2 separate regions of the Homo sapiens genome follow, and region 1 is linked to region 2. The links are chromatin contacts, found by Hi-C or POLR2A ChIA-PET in ENCODE. All regions are on one chromosome and are shown on one strand. Each heading gives the region's core, a stretch centred on a gene start or an enhancer-like site at or near the end of the contact. The rest is flanking DNA. Distances are from core to core; before and after follow the strand shown. Region 1 holds the start of LINC02481 (long intergenic non-protein coding RNA 2481). Region 2 holds the start of PPP2R2C (protein phosphatase 2 regulatory subunit Bgamma).

Evidence for each region. A loop is a pair of places that touch in the nucleus more often than their neighbours do. ChIA-PET counts read pairs that join two places held with the same protein, here RNA polymerase II (POLR2A). Pooled maps may share reads with other maps.
Region 1: a pooled map shows a loop between it and region 2 (6-fold over the local background). The contact joins the promoter of LINC02481 here to the promoter of PPP2R2C in region 2. A Hi-C loop is called at or near these places in 2 of 50 pooled maps. POLR2A ChIA-PET finds 5 or more read pairs at or near these places in 2 of 52 experiments (K562 and Panc1).

What each region holds. Positions count from the first base shown.
Region 1 is chr4:6,688,355-6,692,822 of GRCh38, reverse strand. It overlaps LINC02481 (long intergenic non-protein coding RNA 2481), which reads left to right and starts at 2,304. Exons shown (of 3, transcript NR_147207.1): 1 at 2,304-2,524; 2 at 3,364-3,514; 3 at 3,927-4,468. RefSeq lists enhancers at 1-261, 3,286-4,033, 3,035-4,234.
Region 2 is chr4:6,471,301-6,476,346 of GRCh38, reverse strand. PPP2R2C (protein phosphatase 2 regulatory subunit Bgamma) reads left to right here and starts at 3,733. Exons shown (of 9, transcript NM_020416.4): 1 at 3,733-4,187. The coding sequence starts at 4,118.

The DNA of each region.
Region 1 (4,468 bases), core at 1,055-3,554, 220 kb before region 2:
AGCCCCGGCACTTACCAAACCCAAATCACCCACAGGGCTTAGACGGCACAAAGGCTCCTGGGACTCTGGGCAGAGTCAGGGACAGTCACACCCCTCCCCGTCTCTATAGCGGAGGTACTCAGAGGGTCTGTGCTTGGGAGGCTGAGCGAGTCCTGGAGAGCATGGAGGTAGGGGCCTGTGTTCACATCCTGCCCCGGTCAAAGTAGGCCCACACTCAAAGGCCTCTCTCTCAGCAGAGATCTTCCAGAGTGTCAGCCTCCAGCAAGTTCCCTAACCTCTCCCAACACAGCCTCCACCAGCACATGGGCCGAGACTCTCCCCACGGGGCTGTGGCTCAACATAGAAAAACCTTGGTGCACGATGGCAGCAGCAGGTCTCACAAGAGCCGGCTTTCTCAGAACACACTGCCTCTGCCCAGGTGTCCTGCAGTGGAGGCTCAGACTGGCCCCACTGGTGACCCCTTGGGGAGCAGGGACAGGTCCATTCTGCTCACTCCTGAGCTGGGCAGTTCCCTCTTGGGATAAGGTCGCACAGCACAGGCCACCATCATACCACCCCAGCCAGAGAAGTGGGAGAGAGAAGGAGGCTCCCTACCCCAGAGGCAGTGCTCCTCAGGAAGGGCATTCACTGCGTTATATAGATATATATATACACACACACACACACACATATATATACACATATATACACATATATGTATACACACATATATACACACACACATATATACACACACACATATGTATATACACACACATATATATATAGATATACACACACATATATTTTTTGTTTGTTTGTTTGTTTGTTTGCGATGGAGTCTCACTCTGTTGCCCAGGCTGGAGTGCAGTGGTGTGATCTCGGCTCACTGCAACTTCCACTTCCCGGTTTCAAGTGATTCTCCAGCCTCAGCCTCCCGAGTAGCTGGGACTACAGGCATGTACCACCACACCAGGCTAATTTTTTGGGGGTTTCACCATGTTGGCCAGTCCGGTCATCACTTTGTTTTAAAATTTTTATTTATTTATTTATTTTTATTTATTTTTTGAGACGGAGTCTCGCTCTATCACCCAGGCTGGAGTGCAGTGGCACGATCTTGGCTCACTGCAACCCCTGCCTCCTGGTTCAAGTGATTCTCCTGCTTCAGCCTCCTGAGTAGCTGGGATTATAGGCATGCACCACCTTGTCTAGCTAATTTTTGTATTTTTAGTAAAGATGGGGTTTTACCATGTTGGCCAGGCTGGTCTTGAACTCCTAACCTCAAGTGATCTGCCCACCTCGGCCTCCCAAAGTGCTGGAATTACAGGCATGAGCCACCGTGCCTGGCCCCATTTATTTACTTTTAGAGACAGTGTCTTGCTTTCTCACCCAGGGTGGAGTGCAGTGGCTCAATCACAGCTCACTATAGCCTCCAACTCCTGGGCTTAAGTGATCCTCTCACCTCAGCCTCTCCAGTAGCTGGGACTACAGGGGCGCTCCACCATGCCCGACTATTCACTTTAATCTTTCACCGCTGTGGGAGGAAGGATCAGGACATCCATCGGGTGGAAACTGCTGCACTCCCCCACCCGTTCAGGCCACTGGAGTGTCACCAAACCACCAGGGCTGCCCCTGCTGGAGTAGCTCACCTGGGTAACTCTGAGGACAAGCCCCCTTGGAGACTCTTCTCAGGAGGGAGGTGGCATTTTCCAAGAAAGGGTTCAACACAGACCTCTGAGTCAGAGGACCAGTTAAAGAGAAAATTATTCTGACTTTATTCAGGAATGTTGCTGTAGGGGTCGTGATTATTGCCATGCGGGGAGTTGCCCTTGAGGCAGCTGGGAGTGGCTCACGCCTGTAATCCCAGCACTTTGGGAGGCCAAGGCAGGTGGATCACTTCAGATCAGGAGTTCGAGACCAGCCTGGCCAACATGCAAAACCCTGTCTCTACTAAAAGTACAAAAATTAGCCAGGCATGGTGGCGCGTGCCTGTAATCCCAGCTACTCGGGAGGCTGAGGCAGGAGAATCGTTTAAGCCTGGGAGGTGGAGGTTGCAGTGAGCTGAGATCGCACCACTGCACTCCATCCTGGGCGACAGCCAGACTCTGTCTCAAAAAAAAAAAAAAAAAAAGAGGCCAGATGAAGAGCTCGAACCACGAGCTTCTACATGTTAACCAGGGTAAAGAGCAACCGCTGACAGGAAGGGGCCCAGCAGTCAACCCCCGGGAAGGCCAGGATGTGGCCTTGTTTCGGCAAGGCCGCCCTATCACCACGGAGATGGGCAGGCAGGAGACATCCCCAGTCAGTCGGGCCCAGGTGGGGATCAGGAGGTTTCAGGAAAACACAAGCTATGCAGTGGGGCAGGTGAGGCTTGGCCTGCCCAGCCTGTCCTGAGTGTCATGGGAACAGCTCTGGAAGTGACTCCTCTGTCCTCTGGAATCTGGATCAGATGGGGCCTTCTCCAGACATCTGTGCTCAGCAGATGCGACAGACGGCCCCTCGAGTGTAGCCCAGGATCCAGCACCGGCCCAAGCAGGTGGGAGCTGTAAGTTGATCCAAGCTCTCCAGTCCCTGTGCTGGGCTGGGGGATGCACGATGAACGAGGCTGGGATCCTGGTGTCAGGGAGTACCAGCCACAGAGGGCGCCATGTGCATGGAGGAGGTGGCAAGGAAGAGGTGACTGGGAAGGGGAGAAGCAGAGAGGCCAGGAGGAGGGCGGGGCCTGTGCTGGGGGGTGGAGGAACTCATGCCCGGGAAGGGCATGGGGAGAGTGAAGTGGGAGTGGAGTGGGAGGCAGGCTTGGAGGAGTCGGTGCCTTGGGATGTGGGACAGTGAGGAACAAGGCACAAACAACCAGTCAGTGCTCTGGGGAATCAAGAAGTTGGGATGGGCAGCGGGGGTCCAGGGTGGAGATGGGCTGGAGGGGGAGGAGGGCACCAACCAGGGAAGGCCCCTCAGGGGCTTGATCCTGTAGTTCTGGGCCTCGCAGAGCCAGCCACACGTCCGAGCTCCTAGGTGATTTTAAGAACTAGCTCTTGCTGGGCCGCACCCAGGCAGAGCTGCCCGTTCAGTGGCTGGGCTGGCCCAGCACCTCCCAGGTGATCCTGTTGTGCCAGGTCAATGGTCTGGAGAGTTATCAGCCACAAGAGGCACCGTCAGGTTTGCCCTTTTGAGGCCCACATGGCCGCTGGTGTGAGACGCGGATGTGCACGGTGAGGCAGTGAGGGGCTGCAGGGTGAGGAGCCCCCAGCCATGTGCGGTTCAGGGTCCCCGCAGCACTCGCCCAAGGACACTGGGAGCTGGCGGAGGCCTGGGCAGGAGCAGGAAACTGAAGGAGGAGGAGGGGCCTCACTCATCACCTGATGAGATCTCCACACTTTGCAGAAGGGGAAACCGAGGCTCACAGCGAGGAACTTGGTCAACAAGCCCAGGCCCCTCCACCCTGCCCGCGTTTCCTGCACTGCACTGGATCAAACCGGTTTGATCCTTGATAATGCCTCCGACAAATATTTGATGAGGGAGGAGGCTGAGAGAGGTGAGGAAATCAGTTTCTCAGGGACAGGCTGGACACAGGGGTCATGCACCGGGTAGCTGTGAGGGCAGGGGTGGCGTCTCACCTCAGGGACACAGCTCCTGGGGAGGGCGGCAGAGACCCTGACAGTCTCGCCTCGCAGGCGTCTTTCTCCAGGCTAGAAACCAATGACTCATCTCTCAGGCTCTCTAGCAAACAGCGGGGCCCACACACCACAGTTGTGGTCGAATGTTTCCCTGAGGGCTACGGAGCCTGGTCTTGCCGAATACAAAGAGGAGGCTCTCAGCCGTCTGCTTTCTTCCTGCAGGAATCCTGGGCGTGATCTCCCTCGGCTACGTGCAGCCACGTGGAGACGCTGTGGGGATTCTTGTTGCTGGTGACTGAGTATTCCCAACCGGTAGTATTTGTTTTTTAGGGGCTGTGGAACAAATCACCACAAACTGGAGGGCCGAAAACACCAGCAATGGGCTCCCTCTTGGTTCTGGAGCCGAGAAGGCAGAAATGAAGGCGTCATCAGGGTTGCTCCTTCTGGGGCCTCAGAGCAGGACTCTGTTCCCTGCCCGTCCCCAGCTCCGGTGGTTGGCGGCCTTCCTCCGCCTGTGGCCCTGCACTCCAATCGCTGCCTCTGTTGTCACTTGGCCCCCCATGTGCCTCTGTGTCTCAGAAGGACACAAGTCATATTGAATTAAGGACCCTCCCTACCCCAGCATGACCCCGTTTTAACTTAGAACTTTCACAATGATCTGATTTGCAAAGAAGGCTGGATTCTGAGGTCCTGGGAAGGACATGAATTTTGGGGGATGCTGTTCACCTCAGTACACCGGTGCAGAGTTCGGTGACACCGCCAAGTTGCTTGACGGTGAGCAGCCTGGCATTGTAGAAAGGCAGAGGTTGACTTTAGTTTGGTCCCTGGCTTTGTCCTTTATTTGTTCTGTGACACCTTGGACAAGTTTTGTG
Region 2 (5,046 bases), core at 2,484-4,983:
CATTAGGGGACAGGATTTCAATATATGAATTTTGGGAGTCAACAGCTGTTCAGTCCATGGAAGTGGAGAGAGAGGGGAGTGAGGGAGGCCTCGAGAGGTGGCTAGCGCCCTTTCCTGACTTGGTGGTTAGATGAGTGTTTACTTTGTGGTCGTTCTTCAAGCTGAACAGTTAACTTTTGTGCAGTCGGCTTGGGCTGCCATAATAAACAAGATAGGATAAGTGGCGTAAACAACAGAAATGTACTTCCTCCCAGTTCTGGAGGCTGGAAAGTCCAACATCAAGGTTCTGGCCAATCTGGTTCATGGTGAGGCCCCTTCCTGGTTTGCAGGCGGCCACTGTCTCGCCGTGTGCTCCCGTGAGCACCTGGGGAGAGAGTGGGCAAGCTCTTTGGTCTCTTCCTATAGGGGCACTAATCTCTCCATGAAGACCCCACCCTCATGGCCTTGTCTAACCCAAATCTCCCAAAGGCCCCACCTGCAAACATCATCACATTGGGGGTTAGGGCTTCAGCCTGTGCACTTGAGGGGACATGGTGCGGTGCACAGCACACTTTCCATGCATGTTCTCTCTGTCAATTACAACAAGTTGGGGGCACAGAAGCACAGGGAGACATAGCCTGGTGGGGCCGTCAGAAGGAGTGGAGCATGTAAACCTGCTGAGAAGTGGCAGCGAAAGGTGGTGCCACTGAAGTAAAGGGAGGCGCATGGTCCACAGGGTGAGACCACGAGAACTCAGCATAGAGAGAGGCCAGCATGCGTCCACTGGTTCCAGGAACAGGAAAGTCATTCTCATGCCGTCTGACACAAGTTTCTTTTCTGGGGTGGGATGGATGGCAAGAAGCCAGGTTGGAGGGCACGGCAGTGAGTGAGGAGATGGCGAGTGTAGCTGTACCCTTTTGGCATTGTGGTTGTGAATGGCAGAAATGCAATGTGCTGGTGGCTGAAGGGACACGGAGTGAGGATAGCTTTTGAATGTGGAAGAGACCCAAGCAGGCTTACGCTGTGAGAAGCATCTGGAGAGATGCTGACAAATTTCACCTTATTGAGCTTTCCTCTACACTCACCTTTATAAAATGGCACCTCCTCCTCCCCGTTCCTTTCTATCTCCATCTCCATCCCCGCCTTCATCTCCATCTCCATCCCCATCTCCATCCCCGTTCATCTCCATCTCCATTCCCGCCTTCTCCTCTGCACCAGTCATGGCCCACACAGTACATGCTCACTTTATGCTGTCCATCTCACCCCACTGGGAGGCCAGCTCCACGAGAGCAGAGCATTTCTCTATTCTGTCTTCCACACTACCCTAGTGCTGGGAACATGCCTACACATAGTAGATGCTCAATAAACATTCCTCATTGAATGAATGAAAGTACAGAGAGGAGTCTGTACAGAGAGGCTGGGGGTGGCAGGATCTGGAGCTCAGGCTCTGTCAGCGGGGGCAGGGCTGTGTGCAGATACAGATGAGGAAGCAGCAGATTGTGTGATTTAGTGGAGGTGGGGGGTGGGCAGGGGGCTGAGGGAGAGTCCTCGGTTGTGCTGGAGGGGGAGGGCTTCCAGGAAATGGAGGAGACAGTGTGGAGGAGCCCAGACACTGCTTGTGGTGGGGGTGGGGCAGGATGGGGTGGTGAGGGGTGAGGAGGGGATGGATGCAAGCCTTGGGGCCCAGTCAGGTTGGAAAGACCACCCACTGCAGGGTCCCCAGCATGGCTCAGAAGCTGATGAAAGGGATGATGTACTGTGTCAGGCCAGAGTGGGGCTGTTTTCATTGTAGTCCAGGACATCCCGGGAGATGAGGCTGATGCCAGCATAGGGTGGGTGTTTTGGCAGGATTGACAGATAGGGAGAGGGGACTTCTCCATGATCAGAGAGGGAGGCTGAGGAACATGCGGGAGGGTGGGCCTCAGCATGATAACAAGAGAGCTCCCAGGAGGCCTGACCCCTGCTGAGCAGGACTGGCCACCCCAACCCAGTGGGGCCACTCCTGCCATCACATCCACTTTACAGATGAGGTTGTGCCTGGGCCCCCTTGTGGTCAGGACTTGAACCCAGCCTGTCTTTCTCCCAGCATAGCCATTTTGCTGGCTCCAGCTAGAGAGGTGAGGGGGTGTGGACAGAGAGTGGGGGGCTGGCCTTAGGATGTGAGGTGGGGGGCATGTGAGCAGACAGGTGAGAGAGAGAGAGGAGAACATGCCAGGTGGGTGGGGGCCAATGTGGGTGTCGGTCACTTTCCTACGGGGTAGAAAGTGACAAAGAACAAGCACATCCTTCCGGCCCTTGCATTTACCTGGTCCTTGAATGGAGTCTGCACAGCTGGGAGATTTTGGCTTGTTCCACAGTGAAAAGGTAGAGGCTGGAACAGGGCAGGGCACTTGCCAAAGCAGGTGCTGGCAGGGCCCCAGGGCCTCTCCCCAGGCCAGCCCTTGCATGACAGCCTGCAGAGTGCTGGTGGGGCTGCTGGGGGGCTTTCATCTCCTCATAGGTCCATTCTGGGGATTTCAAAGGCACGAAAGCTGTAGCTTCAAAAACTCCCTCTCAATCTCCAAGAAATCTGAGACGGCATCACCTTCCCTCGTCTTTCCCACAGCCCCAGTCTCCCTGCCCCCAACGCCTTTGGACTCTCCTACCTCCACTGCAGTTTGGGGAGCTGTCTGGAGTTCCCCCAGAACCATTTGAAACAAGTGGAGGCCATTACAGACCAGCCCCCACCTGGAGCATGGCTCCACTGATGCCTTAGACCCAAGAGCCCCTGCAGCTCTGGTCACCCCACTGCACTTACCCCTCCCAGGCAAGCCACAGAGTCCCTCGCTTTCCAGGAAGGCTCTGTTGAGCTCCTAGGGAGGGCTGATGGTTCCTCACCCACACCTCTGAATCCCCACTGGGGCTTGTGTCCCGTGCAGGGGACTGTGATTCATTAGGCGGTGGGTCACGGTGGAGGAGGTGGCAGCTTGGCAAAACAGGAGGCAAATATTTTTTGAGGGCCCACTATGTGCCAGGCTGATTACCAGAGGGAGGTTCCTGTTTGGCAGAGCCCTGGGTTTGGAGGGGAGGGAGGGAAGGGAGGAGGGGGACGCATTTTCCAGCCTGGTTTTGGAGGTACCTAGCTCTGTATTTCTTTAACTTTCTCACTCGTCAGGAGAGGTGGGCATGAGGAGAGATCTCAGAGCCCTGCCTGGGGGAGGCCCAATCACCCCTCCAGCCATTTCATCCAGTTTTGCCTTGTCGGCTGCTGGACCCCCTCCACCAGCTTCTTCACATGTACTTAATGCTCCCAACGGGCCCCAGAACTTGCGCGACCCACCCTCTTCTACTAATGAAGGGAGACAGTGTCCTTCCCCTCCCCCGAGTCCCCATTCTCCAGGTGCGCCCTCTTCAACTGCGACCCCACTCCTTCCTTCCTAGTCCTTTCTGCCTTCTGCCTGCGAGGCTGCTCTCCTCCTGCCCCCTTCCCAGCACCCCGGCTCTTGGCCTTCTCTCCCATAACTGGAGCACCTGGGCACCCAAGGTACCCTCCCCCCAAGCTCAGCTGATCACCCTCTCCCCGCAAGCTGGCGGTCTCCTTCCTCCCTCCCCCGTGGCGCACCCAGCACCAAGGTGCCCACCGCGAGGGCCCGAGCACGGCGGTGCAGCCTCGGCTTGGGCGCCGGCTCCACCTGCAGGGCCGCGGGGGCGGAGAGCGGGCGGCGCGAGGGAGGGGCCTGCGACAGCGGCGGCGGCGGCGGCCCCAGCCCGCGCAGCCCGGCTCGGCCCCGGCTTGGTCGGCGCAGCGCAGCGCCGCGCGCGTCCCCTCGCCGCCGTCGCCGCAGCCAGGCGCACCGGCACCAGGCCCCGCCGCCGGGCGCACGGACGCAGCGCGCACGGGCCGGCCGGGATGCGCGCCTGGGCCCCGGCCCGCCCGAACCCGCGGCCGCCGCCCGCCCACCGCGCGCTCGCTTGACCGCGGCGCCCGCCCCCGGCCGCCCCCGCCCGTCCCCCTGCCGCGATGCCCTCCCTTCGGGGCCCCGGCGGCCCGCGCCCCTGCTAGGCTGCGGCGGCATGGCCCGCGCGCCCGGCGCGACCTCTGCGGATTGCATCGGTGTGTGGCGGCGGGGCATGCCCAGAGCACCGGGCACGGCCTTCAATGGGCGAGGACACGGACACGCGGAAAATTAACCACAGCTTCCTGCGGGACCACAGCTATGTGACTGAAGGTAACGTACGTGTTGTCTGAGACCCCTCCGGCCGGCCGCGGCGTGGGGATGCCGTCGCACCGAATGCCCTCCGAAGGTTTGGACCGCGCGATGTGTGTCGTGTCCCCCCGCCCCACCCCACCCCACCCCATCCCACCCCACCCCACCCCATCCCATCCCACCCTGCCCGGGGCCCAGGAGGGAGGGAGCCCGAGGGTACCGGCCTCCGCTGCCCAGCGCCGGCACAGGGCAGCGCCCTCCTCCGCGCCGCCCTCCGGGAGGCAGCTTTCCTCTCCCAAGCCAGGTGGCATCCTGATTCGGCCCTGACCATAATTTTTTAAAAGGCCACGGCTGTGGCTAATCTGGTGAAGAAATCTCGGGGAAATTTAATGGTTTAAATCCTGGATTTGCCATTTCAGCCCTGCCCAAAGCCCGCAGAATTTTCTAGGCTGCCCTCTCCCTGGAGAAGAAGAGGGACCCGGGGGGAAAAAAACATAATCCATTGCCAGATCCTCCTGGGAGGCCCGCCTGCCCGGGCCCCTCCCTGTCCTCCAGAGGCAGGGTCCCTGAGTGGGAGGGAGAAGGCGGCTGGTTTGGGGCTGGCCTTTTTATTCCTGGTGAGTTATATTGAGACAGGAGCAGCTGGGCTAACTGTCGGGATTTTCCAAAAAAGTGGGACATGCCATCCCAAACAGGCCCTGTTTAAAATCCCCTAAGTTGGCCCTACAAGCCCAACCCCCACCCCCACCCTACCCCCGAGGCTGGTGGGTCAGCGCCCCTCTCTTACAGGCCTGGAACTTCCGGGGGCCCCCTGGTCTGCCTCGCTAGGGGAACAGTGGGGACAGCTTCCGTGCGCAGGCAGGGCCCGCGGAGTGACCCC